Regions from separate parts of the Homo sapiens genome. Here region 2 is linked to region 1. A link is an interaction called in ENCODE POLR2A ChIA-PET data of the cell type or tissue named here. Cell type or tissue: Panc1. All regions are shown on one strand. Links, peaks and the distances in the headings refer to the core of each region. The heading gives the core; the rest is flanking DNA.

Region 1 (10,193 bases), core at 1,498-9,497:
CAGTTCAGTCCTCCGTTTGCTGGAGACCTGGGTGAGCCTCAGTCCCTTTCAAACTGTTTCGCTCCGCGTGCAGATTTTTGGAGCAATTCTTTCCTCCTGACGCGATAACAGACCGCGAAGCATCCCCGGAGGAGACCAGGAGTCCGATTGCTCCCGGAAAGTGCTCGGCATCCTCTGCGCGGCTGGCTAATACCGAGGTTTAGGCGTTAGTTGGTCCGCTTTGACCCGAGGAAGAGCATGGAGCAGAAGACCGCCCTGCGTTATCCCCCGGCTGGGCCGCGGGGCACCTGTGCGCTCCCGCTGCGCCTTGGGCCGGGATGTCTTTGTTTCTTCCGTGCACAGCACTCGGCAGCCCCTGCGCCCTCAGCCTGCCTCCGCAGCAGCTGGGAACCGGGCAGCCCAGCTGGCCCGCCGCACGGCGTTACCAGAGCTGCCGCAGCCGCCTGGAGCCCCAGCCGCCATCCTGAGAATTCGCCGAGCTTCCAGGCGAATAGCCTGGCCAGGCCCCATGCTGGAGCCAGAGGGCTGCTGCGTCCGGCCTGCTCTGCCGGCTCGCCTCGGCCTGAATTCCACGCAGACCCACGTCTTCGGCCAAAGAACCCCTTCTTAACACGGATATTATTCAGAATAAAAACTTTATTTCTTTTTGTTTCTCAGAATGTGAGCAGCAAGGAATGAAGAACTCTCAAAACAAATCTAGTATTTTTCGCGTTTACAGATTTTTTTTTTCAGTTTTGCCGGATGTTACAAACCTAAATCACTGTTTTCAAAAGCTGGATCTTCTCTGGTTTTATTGTATCGTTACCGTTTAAAGGAATTATATTTCTCTTTCAAATAAAAAAAATTCTAAGTACGCCAATACACAATTGAACAAAAGGCCCAAGAACCCTTCTGAACCATCAGGGTACAGAATTCTTTAATATAAATACGAACGGATGGGGATAAATAATATTTAAAACTTAGATTATTCAATGCTTGCAAAAAAATATAAATAAATCTGACTGTTCACCAGCATACACACACGGAAAGACGTACACTTAGTCATCCTTGCACAGAGAGCCCCTGTTTCAAAGCGCCTTTGATTTTTTTTCTCACTCTTTACAAGAAGTGCAATTAAAAAAAAAATTTAAAATTAAAAAAAGTAATCGCTTCCCCTCGGGAGCCATAATGTAAGAACAAATTCACATTGAAAACTCGACTAGAAAATTTGTTCATATACCCTGTTTCTGATCAAAGAGTGGAGAAGGTAAAGGGTGCAGGGCCAGTGGCCTATCGAGGAGCAGGAAGAGATAAATATCGCTATGATACAGCCATTCCAGCAACCAAGATTGCTACGTCACATAAACTATAAAAACGCCTTACCAACGAGGGGGGAAACCGGGAAACGGAGTGCGGGGCGGAGAAGAGAGAAAAGGAAGGAAGGAAAGGGCAGGAAGAACCTAAAAAAAAAAAAAAAAAAAAGCAACCAAAGAAAAAAGGTGGGTGGGGGGAGACTCTCCTGGCGCGTAGCCCCAAGCCCACTATCACAGGTGGGTGAGCTTGGGTGCTTCCTGAATTCTTCCCTGAGAAGGATGGTGGCCGGTAAGGTCCGTGTAGGTGGGGTGCGGCTCCCCAGGCCCCGGCCCGTGGTGGTGGCCGCTGCCCAGCGGCCCGGCACCCCCATAGTCCATGGCGCCCGAGGCAGCGTGGGGGAGGTGAGTTAGACCAAAGAGGGCTGGCCCGGAGTTGCTCATGGGCTCCACATAGCTGCCCCCCACGAAGACGGGGCTTCCCTGTATGTGTGGGGTCCCATAGCTGCCGTTGCCCTGCAGGCCATGAGCGTGCGGGTCATAGTCGGGGGTGCCCCCTGCGCCCGCCCCTGCCGCCGTGTAGCGCTTCTGTGGGGGTGGCGGGGGTGCGCAGCTGGGCAGGGACGCAGGGTAGGAGGCGGGGGGCAGCCCGTAGGTACCCTGGGGGGGCTTGGAGAAGGGCGGGGGCGACTGGGGCTCATACGGGACGCTGTTGACCAGCGAATGCATAGAGTTCAGATAGCCACCGGCTCCGGGGGGCACGGGGCTGCGACTTGGAGACTGGCCCCCCGATGACGTTAGCATGCCCTTGCCCTTCTGATCCTTTTTGTACTTCATGCGGCGATTCTGGAACCAGATCTTGATCTGGCGCTCAGTGAGGTTCAGCAGATTGGCCATCTCCACCCGGCGCGGCCGGCACAGGTAGCGGTTGAAGTGGAACTCTTTCTCCAGCTCCACCAGCTGCGCGCTCGTGTAGGCCGTGCGCGCGCGCTTGGACGAAGCCTGCCCCGGCGGGCTCTTGTCGCCAGCGCAGCTTTCGCCTGCGAGGACAGAGAGAGGAAGAGCGGCGTCAGGGGCTGCCGCGGCCCCGCCCAGCCCCTGACCCAGCCCGGCCCCTCCTTCCACCAGGCCCCAAAGGTTCCTGCATCCGTCAGGTCCCAGAGAGAAGTAGGAACTAGGTGCTATCCTCTCTCCTGGTGGGTAAAACAGTGATACTCCCTCATTTAGCCAAGGAGCAAATCACAGCCTTCTCGGGGGAAAGGACAGAGAAGTAGAACCCCCGGTTTGCCTTCCTGGTCTGGATTTTCTGTTTAGAGCTATTAACTTTCTGACTCATTTACTGGTCCCTTTGGCCTATCGGACAACAGCCTCCCTGTGGGCCGGTCTCAGCATCTCCATTCTCTTCACAGTAACTGAAATGTGGGAAACCTAATGTACACACTCATTTCCCTCCCACACTGTCTGACAATAATTAGGCAGTAGCTTCAACTGGCCACTTTTTTCTCTCTACCCAGAGGAGATGGGCAGACTGGAAACCTCAAACTGGAAGGCCTTCTCTGCCCAAAGAAGAGATCCCATTGAAGGTATTTCTGGTGGGGAGGCCTAGGCCCTTCATGCTAGGTCCTATTCTTTAGGGTTCCCTATGTCATCAAGCAGCCAGCCCCAGCTTTTGTCCACTAATCTTGTACCCTTCTGTCTTCCCTGGCCCCCCAGATCCTAGCTCTGGAAGTCCCAGATGCTCAGGCTCAGAGCAGGGCACTGGCAACTGGAGAAGGCAGGGGCAAAGGTAACCAAAATGCTAGGAAGCCTAAAGCCTGGGGCCTTTCCTCTACTGGAGCCCGCTTTCAGGAGGCCCATGTGGTTCCCATTAGGATGATAAGTCTGCATCCCCCTCCCCCAGGAGATCTTTGGCTGCTTTCATTGTACTAAGTCTGAGTAGGGTCTTCCCAGAGGTAAGGCAGCCACTCCATCTGCTGGAGCAAAAATTGGCTCTGATTATAGGCAAAGCATTGATTCTGTCTTGGAGGGTGATTAGGCCTGTTTTTATTCTGCCACATTTCAGTAAGGGGAGGATGTCACTGTTTCATTAGAAGAGCTGTGCTAAAAAGATAGACAGTGGAGCTCAGGTTGTTTCTGCACAGAGGTCCTAACTCCAAGAGTGGAGCAAGAAGAGATTCCAACTGCACTAGACCCTACTTGCCCTTGGAGAAGTCCAGAGGGACTCCCAGCAGGTCTCTGGTGTTTTCCAGCCTACAGAGGCCTATCACCTCCCTAAGTTGCAAAGACTATGAAAACCTTTTTGGTGGGCAGTGGTGTGGGAGCAGTGAATTCCAGACATGCTCCATCGCTCCTAGGCTGTGCTGGATGTCGTGGGCAGTAGCTTGGGGACCAGGAGCCAGGCCAGAGGACCCTCTTCCAGAAGGCACTCCTTTACCTGAGCTGGAGCTGCTGGTTTTCTGCTTTGTGTTTTGTCGAGACTCTTTCATCCAGGGGAAGATTTGTTTGGCCACTGTGGGTGAGTTGAGCAGGGGGCTCTTGGCCGCGTTGGCAGGGGTAGGGTTGTTGCTGGCATTCTGAGGAGGGGAGGCAGAAGAGGGAGGCGGGGGCGCGGCAGGGGTAGGTGCAGGGGGCTGAGGTGCGGGCTGAGGCGGCTGTGGGGCAGGGGGCGCGGCCTGGGGCGGCGGCGGGTGCAGGGGCGGCTCTCCCAGGCTTGGAGGCTGGCTAGGTGGGGCGCTCAGGGTGCGCAGGCACGCCTCACTCAGTTCGTGTGCCTTGGGGTGGCCCCCGGCGCTGGAGGGAGACTGGAGGGAGCAGGCGGGTCGGTGGTACTCGCCGTCGGCGCCCAAAGCGGCGGACGCCGGGTACGGCTGCTGATTGGCATTATAAGCGAACCCGTTGGCTGCCTGGTAGGGGTAGCCACCGTAGATCGCCGAGCTGTCGTAGTAGGTCGCTTTTTGCATCGCGTTGTTTCACGATCTTGATCGCACACTCTGACAGGGGTTTGACACCCGTGAGGGCGCACATTGGCACGCCCCCGCGGTCACGTGACACTCCGCCGCCAATGGCCGCCCCGCGCAGACCTGGTGGGGCGAGAAGCGCAGCGCGGTGAGGGCTCCGCGCAAATCCATCTTACTCTCAATAGCTAAGTGACATGAAAGCCATAAAAGAAAAAGTGGTCAGCAATATTTAGCAGCACGACTTGGCCCCGGGCGCAGGGAGCCGTGCTATAAAAAACCGCTGGAATTTACTGGCAGCTACAAATATTTGCTTAACTTGCGTCTGGAGTTGGGGGATTTTCCGGGGAGAAGGAGAATGAGTGAGGGCTGCAAGCTGATTCTCAGGAGCCGGGATCCAAAAGGAGAAAGGCTTGATAGGCTAGAAAGGAAAAAGGCTGGGATCTTTCTTTTCCAGGGAAGAAGAAACTTGGGGTGTCGCTTAGTTTCTGCTCCTTGGCCTCCTCCAGAGGGCCCAAGACTCCTCCACTCTGGGAATGTTGGGAAGGGAACGAGGAGGCAAAGGGGAGCTTGGGTCGCCAATGTTTTCTCCGCTTTAGGACTGATGTTTGCCAAAAGAGCCCTGAGATGGGGTAACTTCCCACCCAGCTCCTTCTTGGACCTTCCTGCTCCCAAGAGAGGTTTGCACAAAAAATTTCAGGCAATTTGCCCCATCCAACCATGCTGGATTTCAGAAGCTGAGCTTGTTAGGAAGTTAATCCACCTTGTTGGGGATATGACTCACCTCCTCCAAATGAACCCCTTGTGGCCAAGCCAAGGGGGGAGGGAAAACTTTGTGTGGAACACATTGCGTGTGTGTGTGTGTGTGTGTGTGTGTGTTTAGGGTGAGGGACCAACAGTAACACCCCACCCAGCAAGTCACAACTAAAATCCTGGAGAGTTCTTTACTCCTTTCCTCTCCCTGTTTCTCAGGCACTTCCCAGCAAGCCACCCCCACTTCTTTACTTCTTTCCCCCAGTTACAGAAGGTTCCCAGAACCTCCTGTCTTGGACTTTCTAAGGTGCTGTTATTCGGGGCAACTATCAAATTCTACCTGTTAAAACATGATGGATTAGAGGGGGAAAAAAAACCCCTCCAGGAACCTGAAAAACCAGCGTTCATCTCCATGACCACAGTTTGAACTCTCCTTCCAACTTAACGATAATAGGTTCTGTCTTAGAAACTGCTATGTAATTTGATGTATGGGGGTCATTTGGCTCCCGACGAGGGATGGAAGCACAAGCCATAAAATCCTGCCAGAGTTTCCTGATCTTTGTGTGCTGTTGTTGTTGTTGATATTTTGTTACTTGGCCTATTTACCTGCTTCAGAAATACCAAGTAAAGGATAACCCTGAAAATCTAAAAAGCAGTTGAAAACCTCCTCAACCCTCTTTCATTTAGAAAGCAGTTTGCAAAAGTTAAATCTGTTTTCTTTTTGTTTTCAACCACTGCATGGTCAACCTCTAGTTCTCAGCACAGAAAAGTTCCATGTGAGTTTCAAATATTCACCCACACACACACTCAGAATCTTAGTCCCTCTGACCACTCAAGAAAATTATAACAAATTCAAAAGAAAATGGTTAACATGCAATCCAACTATGTATATTGAGTCCCAGAGTTATTCAAGTTTTCCAGGAATATTAGATGCTTTGTTAACTAGAAAAAAAAAGATAATGTATTGCATCTACCAGTAGATGATTATAATTCCATTGTTGATAATGGACTCCTTTAGATTTCATTATTAAGCCAACAATCTTACCAACATCTGCAAAACAGGCACAATTAATTTTCCAGAACCTCGATTAAAAATTACAGCATCGCTTATCCAGAGTTATTGTCAGTGATCATGAGCCCTGGAGCATTGTTTCTCTTTTGGAAATAGGAAGCTACACATACCATGGTTGAAAGTAAATAAAGGATAAAGTAAAACTTAAAACTGAATAGCAATTTAGTGTATCCGTTTCCTTTTCTTTTACTGAAAACAGTTCCTATTACATTTGGCAGTGTCAATGTCTGCCATTACAAATTTTTTAGATACCAGGCTTGTGTAAAATAAAATGTCAGGTTAAGAAAATTAGACACTCGAACAGCAAGATATTAGATAAAACAAAATTAAGCTGATTTTGCACATGCAATATTTCTAGTGACTTGCTAATCCATTATCACGTTATACCAGCCTGCTACTTAGTTAAGCCTTTTTATCAAGTTGTGCATTGTCTTACAAAATAACAAAAATATCTTTGAAAATCAAAGAGCATACAACAGCCCTCGTAAACTTAAAATATAAATTCGATTCTGGGATCCCACCAAAATCCTTCCTATTGTTCGAGGTCAGCAGACCACCACCTTGGAGCTCATACATCCCCCCACCCCAACCCAGCCCCCAAAGTTTGCAACCTAGTAAAGAAGTTGGAGATTTGCCAGCCAGGAAACTTTGCTCTGTACCGCCAAGCAAGGGCTGGGGATGAGGGGAGATTCCTCCACAAAGATCTGTTTCTGGACAATAATCCCCAGGTGCAAGAGCCGAAAGAGAGTTGAAGAGGCTAAATTGAGTGCAAGAAGCAAGCCCTATTGTCTCTCTGGAAGATGTGCCCAAATTCAACCTCCGTCCTTCAGACATCGCTCCCTCTTCCCATTCCCTCCTCTTTCTTAGCCTTCCCTCACCCCAAATCTGAGCGGGTTCGTCGGATAGGAGCCCCGAGTCCCCTGCCCACCTCTCCTTCCCTCTGCAACCCAGAAAAGTTAAGGCTGGGCTAGGGGAGAGGCAAGAGGTGGGGGCGGGGATGGGAAAGCGGCCTGAACTCGAAGTGTAAGGGTATCAGTCACTGCCGGGAAGGAAGCTCCGGCTTGTGAACTCTTCTTGAACCGAGATTTAAGTCTGCAGCCATAAATCACCGAGACGTAAACTCCGCCATTCAGCGCCGGGAGCGGCCGGTTGCGGCCCTGCTTACCTTAACTTCTGACGAGCGCAGGCTCGGGCTCAGGCTCCGACACGGGCTCTGGCCCCCGGCCTGGCTTGGCGGCCCGGCCGGGTCCCCTCGGCGCGGGATGGGCACGGACCCTCAGCATCAGCCGAGATGGCAGGCGGGCTGGAGACCCCGAGGCCCGGTCACCGCCGCGCAGAGCGTGGCCGCCTCGCTGCTCCAGCACGGCTCGCCCAGGGCCGACTGGGGCGGCTTGGACCCCCCTCCCACCCACCCCACCCACCCACCCCTCCCCCACACCCCCGCCCCCTGCCCTTCCCGAGGGCAGCAGCCGCGGCCCGGAGATAAGCGCTAGTGCGGCGCCGGGCTCTGCCTGGGCTAGTGGCACCGACTTGGGTATGTTTCTTATGAATATTACACGCGGAGCAGCGTCTGGTCCGGGGGTGCGGTGGGGGGTGTTGGGGCGGGCGGGAGGGGAGACCAAGGCGGCTGGGGAAGCGCGGGCTGGTGTGGGGGATGGGGCTGAGGCGAGGGGAGGGACCGGAGGGAGAAGGGGAGCTCGGCGGTGGCGGGAGGAGGGCAGCCTCCCCCCACCCCCCAACGCCCTCCCTCTCCTGCTCCCAGGCGTCACGAAAGTCCAGGAAAATTATGCTAATGAGGACAAACGGCTCTCACAAAGGGGCTCTCTTGCTGGGCTCTATTTCTTAGGAATTCGTTTGAGAAACTTCGTATTCCTCTGCCCTGGACACTTCCAATTGTGGGGTGAGGGGAAAGAGAACCAAGAAAAGTGAGTTTCCCAGACTTTGCCCAGTTTACTTCACCTGCAACTCCCAAACAGATCTTTGGGTGGGGGTGTGGGGAGCTGGGATAAGGCTTTTCTCTAGAGACCCTCAAGAGCCAACTGGGCTCTCTTTGGTTAAATTTTCAGGCAGAAACTGCTGACATCCTAGCAGCCAGGAGAAAAATGTCCTGGGAGAGACAGGTACTTGTTCCAGCAGTGAAATGGGATGCTCTGGGCTCAGGTACAAACAAGGGTGTTTAGAAACGCGGATCTCCAGGGCTCATGTGCCCATTTCAGAGTGCAGACACGCAGCTCACCCACAGGGAAGACAGAGAAAGCTCTGACCCCAAGAGAAACCGACATCATACACACACACACACACACACACACGCAGGGCAGAGGAATATGTGGTTTCTCAAACGGATTCCTAAAACATACATATATATATAATATATATTATATATATAATATATATTATATATATAATATATATTATATATATGTATATACATATTTTCCTCATTAGTGGGATGGAGTAACGCTGAGCTGGGCAAAAGAAAGGTCCGAATTTGCCTGGTAATATTGCCACAACTTGAAAGTGGATGATTTTCCTCCTAAAGCCTCCTTTGCTCCCAGCTTCAGAAGCAAACTCTGCAAGGGTACGAGTGTGGCAAAAAGAGAAATGGAGATTTCTCTCTTTTGCTGCAATCCCAAGGCGTCAACGGCGGGTCCTTCTCAAAGGAAGGTGTTAAAAATATAAGTAGTATGTTTAAACTGTCAAGGAGCCAAAGTGTCACCTTAGAGCAAAAACAAAGCCAGGGGAAAAGGGAGAAATCAAAAAGCACTCCGGGCCAGGGTGGCCTCATGCATACCAATGGTTTTTGTCATTTATGGCTGGGCAAGATTTATGACTCGGCGCCCCAAAGCTGTAAACAGAGCACAAAACAGCAAACACTTGCTCCTTATGGCATATTGCAGAGCAACTTGAAAGGGGGAGCTGGCCGCGTAGGAGGTGAGAGCCAGCCGCAAAAATCCGTTCGGCGGCATTTTCTCTTCAAACCCGCCCGGTCGGATGTGGCATTTGAAGAAAGAAGGCGTGGGTCAATAATCAACCCGCACTTTCTCCTCCAAACTGCTGACGCGACTCTCACCGCCTTCTCAGCTAAGCCAGCTGCCGGGAAGGCCAGCTCTCCGTAAGAACCTGCCAGGGGAAGGGATTCTCTGGGCCAAGGGGACCGAGGGCTCCCGAGCAAGGGCTGGGGCGCCCTGAAAGCATACCTTTCCACTGGCGCCAAGACCCTGCCGGGCAAAACGCGGGGACCAGACCTGAGGAGCCGTGGGAGCCCAGGGAGATCTGGGGCGGGAGCTTCGTTCCGGCCAGGGCCTCTATCCGCCCCGATACGTGGCTCCTGGGCCGCGGGCCTCAGCGGGCAGAAGTGGGGCTCCGACCTCAAGATGAAGGTCCAGCGTCCTGGCATGCAGATGGTCGGTGCCCCAGCCTCAAGCCGCTCTGCTTAAATCCAAAGGACTGGCTTTGGAGCAAGCGTAGGCGAGATTATTTTAAAATAATAATTTATGCTGGCGGAAGGTTTTTATTTGTTGGTTTGCTATTGGTGTTTTGTTTTTTAAGCGAAAATGCCGATTGTTGATTTCCACCTCCAGAAATTACCAGCCGCCGCCGCTGCGCCCTTTCTAGACAAATCCCACAGCAGTTCACCCGGCTCCCCCAAAACCGCAGAGCTTTTCTTTACTGAGAGGACCCCTTGGTTCCACCAATTCCCCCAAATCCCCGTGGCTCCCGATCTCTCATCCAGGGGGACTAGAAGAAAAGATTTTCTCAGCACTAGAAGAATACTTGGAGCAGCAAAGGTGCCCGTGGTGTCTTTCTACCATTCAAGGGGTGTCCTCCTGAAGGCGTCTGAGAGGGCCTCTGGCGGTTCCAAGGCTGTGCAGCCGGGGAGGAAGGTGAGGAATATCGTGGGTAAGAAGAGGCACCAAAATCACAGAATAGAGAGGAAAATTATTGAGGAAATGTACTTGCCTGTGAGGGTGAAGCTGGCATTTCGAGGTAGAAGGGGACTAGCCTTTTTTGATATCTAATAGTTTAGCATTATACGTAATGGACTCACTTTAGCACTTTCATGGGAGGAAAAACCAATCTGAGCTCTATAAATGTGGCTCTTGGCTTCTCACTGTGCATGCTTTT
Region 2 (10,193 bases), core at 661-8,660, 420 kb before region 1:
GATGAGGCAAATATCATAAACATACATTTTAAAGCACAAATTAAGTATGTTTAGTTGGCTTTACTACATGGATTAATTTTCCTATTCTATCCACATCATGATCTATATTTTAAAAATTACAAAAAAAAACTACATTATGTTTCTTGTCCTGAGAAGCATGAATGATTAAAAAAAGGTAAGAAAGAAAAAAATTAATTAGCCAGCCTGTGAAAGATTAAAACAATGTTTTTACTCCTGCTTTTAAAAACATACAAGAAGAGATCATTGGGCAAAGCTAACAGAATTGTTATGAAACATGTAGACAGAGGAGATACTTTGCAAAGATGAAAAACATGATGACCACGGGTGAAACATATGAGAATAAGATAGTGGAGAATCTCTCCTTTGGTGTTAAAAGGTTTAAAAACTATTTTAGAAAGGTAAATATATTCTATAATGTTCAAAAAAAATCAAATGGAATCTTTATTTTATATATATACTCATCCACATATCTGCAAGATATATAAGTTTGAACATGAAGGAACTTGTAAGAAACACAAGATTAATTTTGTTTTTGCTTACATACTTTACATTAGAAAAGTCTGTGGTGGGGGGTTTAGTAAAATCAGTCAATGTGAAATATATATAACATTCTTGAGTAAGGTTAGAAGTTCATGTCATGTGATGCTCAGCAAGATAGTAATACCCTTGTCAACTCACTGCCCTGCATGGCAAACAAACTTCTAGTGTTACATCTTTGACAGCCTAGGGAAGAGCAAAGGTCACTTCTATGCAAAAGCATTAAAACTGTTGCTTGAAAAGAATTTCATGTCACTAAAGATAAGAATTATTGTAGTGTTTTATAGCCATTGCATGAAAGGCTAGATCTATTTGATGCATTCCTTTGAGGAAAACTGATTTTTTTTCCTACCCTCAAAGGCAAAAATTTGGGAGATGTTTACTTTAAAAGGGCTTTTGAAAAATACAATTGCTTTAAGCCAAAATATTTGTATCTGTGGAAGAACCATCTGTATGTATCCACTTTCTATACCTGCACTGAAATTTTCTTAAAAAGAAAACTACATATTTTTGGCAGAAGTTTCATGATACATAAACCGAAAACATATATACTTAAACTACTATTGAACATAGTCCTCAAGGTTTCACTAAGCCTCAGTGTTTTATAGCTTCATTTTATAGGACTAGAGTGCTAACATGTAAAGATTTTGTTCTCGCTTCCTTTCTGAAAAAACACTAACCAAAACCTTTTGTAGCAACCTACTTCTGCTTTCCTGTCCAGGTCTAGAATCAGGCCTCTGTTTCCTTTCCACATGTCACAGTAGGAAGGACTCTGGAAAGCTACTTCCTGAACACACACTTCTTGTCCACCCGGCCTTGACAGCTTGAAAGAGTGATGTATGGACATATCAGAGAGGGGAAGGTGACCCTAACTCTAGCTTTTTGCAAGACACAGAGATGATATGGCAGACCTTGCCCCAGCTGACATGTGGCTATGAAGAGGTGTAAAGTCCTGATAAGAAGGCAGTCTTTCTCTTCTTTCCGTGTAAAATAATTGCTGGTTTATCAAAACTAACCTCATGCTTGCACTACAGATATGGTTTATCTCCTGCTATTTGGAAATAACAACAAGCAAGAAAAGTTGTCCGTATCATGTGATTTTGTACAGAGTGTGTGCAATTATTTTTCCAGTCTCATTCATAATTAGTACTTGGGGATATGTGCCAAGTGGAAATGGATAAGGGGAACATCCTTCCTAGCCTTTTAGGCCACTAGTGTCCTTTTCCAATTTTTAAGCTGCTGTCACTGGACTCTGGCATTTCTTACCCAATTCATTTGCTTTCTGTGTTAATCATATGCAATGAAGATATGCATGGCCAACATTTAAACAGGCTGCAGATCAATTAGCAGTCTTAAGTTTATCTGATTTTTATCAAAGAAGACAGAGCTGTGGGTCGACTGTCAGAGCCTGTGTCAAGTTGACCTTTTCAGAGATGTCTACATTGCCAGTCCCCTGGGCAACTTGTTGTCCCCTGTTAGTCTCTGAATGGCAGAAGTCTGTTCTGCTCAAGCACAAAGTATACACAGATGTCTATATTACATTCTTATAGGTTTGACAGCAACTGCATGTTGTATCTATAAACTGTCCTTTAGCAGTGACACTTCCTCAATGATGATAAGCTAATTTATGCAACTAAATCTCCTTTGTGCAGAAATGAAAGCTAATTGAGTCATTACAAAGTAATTCAGGAAGGAATACCTTGTATAAATTGGCTTACTTTATAAATCCTTCTCAAGTGGTTTTCATGCATCCTAAATGGGACTAAGCAGCTTATCAGCCATAAGATATCCAAGCCAAAAATGCCAACTTTGGGGAGCTGTGTAAACATCTTTAGAACAGTAAGAACATGGATAAAATGAAAGTGAACAAAAGCAAAATAAGGTTTGCCAAGAAGCTACACAAGTCATTACCTGAGGTGTGATGGACACTATCCTGACTCATCTTCCTTTGTTCTTCCACTTTCACTGGAGCACTGTCCTCTTCTTCTTCTGTAAATAAACATTATCAATGGCACATTGAAGGGTTTTCTCAGGGATAACACTACAGTACTCACTCAATTTTAAAAGCAAAACTAAAAGTTTATAACACATAAACATTATTTTTCAAAGAATAAAATAACTCAAGATTCACAGTCCTTTTTCGACAATCTAACACTGAATAAATAAAATACTAGCTACTGCCAAATAGCAACCTTTCCAACTTTCCACATAGCAAACTTTCCAACTTTCCAATAAAATACTAGCTACTTCCAAATAGCAACCTTTCCAACTGGCTTGGCAAAATTTAAGATATGTACTAATGCACTGCATGTTTTGTTTTAAATACTTTTAGAAACTCATCTGGAACAATCTTAATTTCAGGAAAACCCTTAAATCCAGTAAAGTAACACCCAGCGTTATACTGATACACCACATTGTACTGTGTGGCAGGAGTATCATATATAAAATCATGGTCCCTAAAACATCATATAGCAAGGAGAAATGTGTGATTAAAAATGCAGTTAACCTATAAATCATTTTTTTGAGTATCACATAATTTCATACGTTTTCTCAATCTTCACAGGAAGATACTATAATGATCTTCATCCTTTGAGGTAATTCCCCCAAAATTATACCAAGGACCTATTATGTGTCATATACAATGCTGGATGTTAAAATCTCATAGACAAATAATTTTTAATCCTCATTCTACAGACAAGTTTATCTTTAGAGACTCAAAAAGGTGAAGTAACTTCCAAAGTGTGTCATTCGAACTTAAGTTTGTGATTATAAAGTCAATGTTCTTTATCCTACATATAATCAGTGCTCCATTTACATTTGTTCCACACTCACCTATACCATTCCTTCCCCAAATTATGCAAAGAAATAAGATAAAATTAAATGAGAAGAGCTTTAAATAGACTTAATAAACTAATTCATTTACACCAAGAAAAATATTTATTACATGATTTTTCCTCACCTAAGGATTTGCATACAAACCTAGAAATACTTAAGGCAGGACATATAAACAAATGGCATGCCAAAGAAAAACTGGATTCAAAGAGAATCATAATTTCAAGAAAACTCCTAAAACTTTAAAGAAAAATATGCAAAATATATAAATGTAGTCATTGTAACTATTCAATCAATCAGTCAATCAATCTTCATTGGATATTAACTAACTGTGAGACAGAAGAGATCTACCAAGGAGGTAAAAGTAACAGGAAGCCTCTGCTCACAGGAAGCTGACAGCACAGATGGGACAGAAGACAAGCTCTAAAGGAAAACAGGCTGAAGGGGCCTAAACCTGACAAGTGATGCACAAAGCACTGAAGAAGTGCAGCAGAGAAACCCCCCAACTAGGGAGTACCACGGAGGCTCCAAGGGATGGAGAGAGTTTAAATAAGGAGAGAGGATAAGAAGGATATTTCCGGAGGGATAGGTATGATCTTTAAAAGAAAAAGGCATGTTCATATTCATTTTGACTAAAGAATCTGGTACACATAGGGGAAGAGCTGGGTAGGAGTTACGCTCATAGTTTGGACCAGCTGTTGAGGGGCCATGAACATCTTGTTATGGACTGCAGGCTTTTATTTGGTGGGCAATAAGAGCCTTCGAAGGTTTTTTGAGCAGAGAAAGGGCAGGACTGAAGCTATGCTTCAGGAATGGACATCTGATCCCATTGTCTCAGACAGCCTAAAAAAGGGGCGGGAGAGAGACTACTGTGGATAAAGGGGAAGGAAGTCCTGAACTGAAGGGGCAAAGGAAATGGAAAGGAGATGGTTATAAGAGGTAAAGGAACTAGAATGGATAAGCTTTGTGCCTGAATGTGGAGGAATGAGGGGGGGGAAAAGAGCAACAAAGGATGGCTAAGGTTTTGAGCTTAGTTAACTGAGAAATGGACATATTATTACTAAAAGGAGGATAGCCAAAATAATCTATCTTACTGGGGAACACAAAGAGTTGTGTTTTCAACAGGAGGAATTTAATGTATTGGTGAGGCAACCCAGAGAACATGTCTGGGCAACTGCAAAGTATGGTAGAGCAGTCAGGACTACAGGTGGAAATTTAGGAGTCTCCTGAAAATGTTAAATGGGGATGAATCAAAATCAGCATTTCAACCAAGCTTGAGAGGGTAGCTGTACTTACACGACAAATAGAACTGTTCTGAATTTCTGTAACTCAATTCAAACAAAATAATGACAACTCCAATATAAGGGACACCTGAAAATATCTGGCATTTTATTCATATTGTTAAACATAACACTGACAATTTAATATGGTTCAGTCAAATATATAGAAGACCTAATAAAAGTATACCACTCTTTTAAAAAGTATCCTGTCTCTTTTCTTTTTAACAATAGTTATCTCACTTATGCCAAACCTTAAAGGCTAGCTTTAATAAATGGGTTAATAGGGTGTTTCCATATAAATTTTTAAAGGTAGAAGGAACGTTTACAGTCATTATTCCAACCTACTCATTTTATTGACAGATAATTTGGTAAAAGGTGAAGGAGAAAGCTTTCCTTACTTTTCACACTTTCTTTCCATAGCACCCACTCCCCTTTTAATTTAGTCACAAATTCAATAGTAAGAAATAAATTAAAAAATGGATAAAGGCACTCGTCCTCAGTCAAAAGCTATAACCGCATCAATACAATAAGTATTATTAGTGGCTTTTAAGAAGAGACTGTGGGGGCTGGGCATGGTCGGTCACGCCTGTAATCCCAGCACTTTGAGAGGCCCAGGCGGGTGGATCACCTGAGATCAGGAGTTCGAGACAAGCCTGGCCAACATGGCAAAACCACGTCTCTACTAAAAATACAAAAATTAGCATGGCATGGTGGCAGGCGCTTGTAATCTCAGCTACTCAGGAGACTGAGGAAGGAGAATCGCTTGAACCTGGGAGGCGGAGGTTGCAATGAGCTGAGATCGCGCCACTGCACTCCAGTCTGGGCGACAAGAGTGAAGCTCCATCTCAAAAAAAAAAAAAAAAAAAAAGAGACTGTGGGATTTAGATTTCACCACCCAAATCAGCATGAACATATAAAAATTCATTACAAGACTTAATGAAAAAACTCTGCTCTTTGACAAAGTTAACAATGAATTTAGAAGTATTTGTTACTATGAATTTTTTATTTTATTAAAACTTAAGTGCCAGTAACATGTGCTCTGGATTGTATATTGGTGTCAGAGAGCTTTGTTCTTAGAAATATGCACTCTTAAATTATCAGAATAATGATATTAAAAGTATTTACTTAAGAATTAATGTTTACTATAAAATATCCAAATTGAAATCCATGTAAGATGCCATTTAATAAGCAGATTTTAGAGGATGAGATGCTCATTAAGGACACTTCCTTTTTCCATTTTAAACCTGGTAGCGATATTTTTAAACCAAAGCTTTATGCATTTAATATATCAATTTTTCTTAACAATATTTAAACAACTCATTTTATCTTGGCTAACAATACAAATAGCTTCCATATAAAAGATAACAAAATCAAATATGGTGTATGTTTTTGAATCTTAGGCAGGGAAAAAAACCTCAGACTGAACCTTGAATAGAACTTGGCACAAAGGAGATGTTCGATAAATACAGAATAAACAAATGGATTAAAAAAATCATACAAATAAATCTTAACATATTCATTTATTAATAGAATAAAGCTCTTAAAAATATGTAAGAACAAGTGACCAAAATTCTAGGCAATAATCACCTTCACAATATATTAGAAATATATACATTCACATATTTTTTTATTTAGGTTTATTATTAAATATGTATTATTTTGGTGTTGAGGCACAATGTCATTGTACAATACTAATTAATACCTCAAGTAGTCAATGTTTGTGAGTTAATATATTCCATTCAACATTTTAATAACAGTAAACAAAAACAGCTCAGCTATGCAGTAAAATCCATCAAACCACACAGATGGTTATAAGGTTTTCATTATGTGGTTTCCATAGCAATCATATTGCAAACCTGGAAGCTTCTTGCAAATAAGCAGCTTGTATTTACATGCCTCTCAGCTGCAGCACAAAACTCTTCAACATGTGAAGTTATTATTCCAATCACACATTGTTAGAAGAATCATCAGGAGATTTTTTTTTTTTTTTTTGAACAGACAGGATGAAAGTAACAGTAAAGTGAGCTAAGTGCAGAAGAAAATTCAAACATAGTCACACATTTACTAAACTGATCAGTGAGAACAGCAGAAATGTTCTGGTAGTCATCAAAAGGTTTTAACAATAAACTCTGTCAAAAATATGAAACTTCCAGGAGCAATCAGACCCTGAAGAATTAAAAAAAAAAACAACTGCACCCACCCCTCTTTTTAATAGATATTTGGCCTTCTCTCTGAGTTAAGCAAAGAGAGGAAGAATGGCAAATAGTTTGAGTCTTCCCAAATCTTTTTAGCATTTGAGAAAAGGCTTACTGTGGGAAAAGTCATGGCCCTTTTTCCCCCTTTTTAATCTATTTAATTTACAAAATTGATCCAGTTCCATAACAGATGGATTATTACCCTAATAGGGATTGCAAATCTGTCTAGCTATGCAGTTTTTACAAAATGGGCATTTACGGCTTACTAATGTTCTTATCTTTAGGATAAATAACCAAAAAGAAGAGTGATAAGCAAATGGCACCATTTAGCTGACACTGCTTGAAAAAAGGTTGAAGAAAATTTGTTAACACCAACTCAAGGTATGCGATGTTCACATCAAGGCCGAGGACTGATTTTATCATCTCTTCCAGGGAGAAGAGGAAGATGATATAAAAAATCTTTCACTTACATAATGATCACCTTTCTCACTAAATACCCTCAGAAAACAGCTTTACTAAATTATAATGTACTTTAAAACATAAAACACAGAATCAAAAGTTAAGCTCTGAAATAAAGTTTGGATTTAGATCTCCACCTGTCCAGGCATTATTTAATATTATATATTTTTCTCAGGAAATGTGAATATTTATTGCTTAAATGTTCACATTATATGCATTTATATCCATTATGTAACTAAATCCTCCAACAATTCTATGAGGTAATTATAAGTACTTTTATCATCACCATTTTATGAATATGAAAAATGAATTTATGGAGCTTGAATAACTTGTCAAGGTTCATACATCCAGTTAGTACATAAGCTGGGATTTTAACTTTAGGCATATGCCTTAACTCTAAGCCACAGTGTCTCCTCCTTTATTTTCATTAAAATCTTCAATTTACAGGTGGATTGCTTTCTAAAATTTTACTTAAAATACTGTCTGTTTGTGGACTTTGAAAACATTTTCACATAGAATAGTAGGTTCTACACTATCATAGCATCGTATCTGAAGAACATCTTAAGCAAACTTTTTAGTGCTGATTTAGAAACAATTGCAACCAGGGCTGCCCAAAATATATGGTCTTCTTTCTCCTCTCCCAGTTCCCCTTCCTCACCTCTAGCTTTTAACACACTCCTCTGTTCCTAAAGTTACACACTATTTGGGCATTGCACACAAGATGCCCGAGTGGGAGATGGAAGAGGTGACATGGGGGAACAGAGGACACCACCGGCTAGTCCTAGTGGTAAAATGTAAAAGATAGAAGTACTGGGAGGATACATACAAATGGAACCCCACCCGCTCTTCTCTCCCATGACCTGTGGCAAGTCACAAAGGCTGGAAGAAGGGTTGGAAAAGTTAGAGTCGAATCTAAGGGGTATGGGCAAAAGATTCACAATTATGACAGCAAGGGAAAGTGAGCTCCCCAGGGGCCTATAAATCTAGAACTACTGGTAATATGAAGGATTTTTATATTACTATATTTTATTATACTTCTAAAGGACTGTTCTGTCTATTCAATAGACTATTATTTTACAGCAATAAAATACATATTTTTAAAAAGATATAAGCATGTGCCTTTTAGCATTATACAAACTTCAGAATGAATGGAAGGATAAAGATGACTGAAATAGCATAGTTAGAGTCATGTTTACTCTTATGGAAATTTGGCAAAGTGGGGCCTATTGTTACAGCTCTGTTACTCACATAAACTGGACACTGCTTCTAATTCTTAGTGTCATCTCTGTATTTCAAAGTAGGAAGAGTAAGTCTATCCCATAGCACTTTGAAGAAGGATTTGGGGAAGACAATGAGATAACCAGATTTCTCAGGGGAAAAAATGAAAAATTAGTATGCTGTATCAAGTTTATTACCTTAGGAACTGGGAGTTTTGCAACAATTTATTAATTAAGCAACCAGAAAGGTTAATGTGATATAAAGGCAAGAAAATAAGCAATAGTTGTTCAACCACAAAATCTAATTTTCACCTTTGACATTCTATTATTCTAAGGTTTAATATGAAAAGGTTATCACTACCCTTCAAAAGCAAAAGGAAATACCATTGGATTGTAGTAAATTTCTGTACTATGACATTAAAATTAATAATTTAAACACAAATCTGCTTTGGGAGGCCAAGGCAGGAGGATCGCTTAACAGTTTGAGTTTATAGTGAGCAAAGATCATGCCACTGCATCCTGGCCTGGGTGACAGAGCAAGACGCTGTCTCTAACAAAAACAAAAACAAAAAAATACCCATACACACACAAATCAGAAAATGTGAAAATAATTTTTCACATAGACATATTTGTTAATATCATGATTGGGATGTTGAGGAAAAAACTTGAACTCAAGCAAAGATCTCATTTGATAGAGTCAGGAAAAAAAATCTTAGAAGGGAAAGAAACCTTAGATAGAATCTTGTTCAGTTTCCTCATTTCACAGAAGATGAGGTAAACTGTGGGTGCTGAATGACTGGACCGAGGGCACACAGCTTGCACACTGTACCCTTCTCCCTGAAACTGCCTTCTGTGCACCGCAGACATTTCTGAAAAGTTATCTGCTGCTCGAGAAGCACTCCTTTGTTTCAGGAGCAGTCTTGTATACACTCGATCACCTACAGGCAATTAGGCAATTATGGCAAAAGGGAATGTATATAGGTTAAAAACAAAGTTTTCATAGGTCAGATTCGGTTGGTCAGAAGCGACTGTGAATTAGAAAATGATCCTACTCCTAAAGAGTACTAGGTATTAGGAAGTTATGAAATGGAGCTCCTTCTTGTCCCATTGAATTATTCACTGTATGATAAAAATTCTCCTTTACAACCCAAATTCTTGGCTTTTTATTAAAGTTTATAACAAATTGTGTAATTCTAAAATTCTTTTAGTCCAGGAAAGTCTGAATTCATTTATTTTTCACTTACAGTAACCTCTATCTGGCTCTGGATTTCTGATACAATTACAGCTCATTTTTTTTTTCATTTAAAGTAACCTTTTTCTTATTATTCTTGTTACAAAAGCAGTATCTACTCATTGCTGAAAGTCAGAAAATAGAGATAAGCAAAATAAATAAATAAATCATCCATGATCCAAGCATAACCACTATTAACACCTTCTTCTAGGCTACCTTTATTCAGCTACTGGTTTTTCTTAATTCTTATTTTAAATAAAATACCCCAAATGCATATGTATTCATTGTCCCCATACATTTCTTATCCCAAAAGTATATATGCATTTCATTGTAAACTGTTTTGAATCCTTTTTTAGAAAGTAAAATACATCAACTCAATTTAGATTTTTTTGGCTTGCTTTAAATTTTATTAGATTAAAAA

The links. Peaks named below come from ENCODE experiments on the same cell type or tissue, not always from the same donor. Only the 100,000 strongest peaks of a DNase experiment are listed, where the experiment ranks them.
Region 2: POLR2A ChIA-PET joins it to region 1 with 14 read pairs; 3 of 35 experiments call an interaction of 5 or more read pairs at or near these places.

What each region holds. Positions count from the first base shown.
Region 1 is chr7:27,106,392-27,116,584 of GRCh38, forward strand. HOXA3 (homeobox A3) reads right to left here. Exons shown (of 6, transcript NM_153631.3): 5 at 3,724-4,369; 6 at 619-2,329. The coding sequence starts at 4,249. The coding sequence ends at 1,524. Among named protein-coding and RNA genes, the nearest start is that of HOXA2, 8.8 kb to the left of the region's middle. RefSeq lists enhancers at 4,879-5,173, 6,721-7,222 and a silencer at 9,125-9,340. In Panc1, for the core only: no CTCF peak of the experiment used is centred there; no DNase peak of the experiment used is centred there; H3K4me3 peaks cover 5,280 bases; H3K27ac peaks cover 6,846 bases.
Region 2 is chr7:26,687,816-26,698,008 of GRCh38, forward strand. SKAP2 (src kinase associated phosphoprotein 2) reads right to left here. Exons shown (of 13, transcript NM_003930.5): 10 at 2,470-2,547. Among named protein-coding and RNA genes, the nearest start is that of LINC02860, 55 kb to the left of the region's middle. RefSeq lists an enhancer at 1,263-2,368. In Panc1, for the core only: no CTCF peak of the experiment used is centred there; no DNase peak of the experiment used is centred there.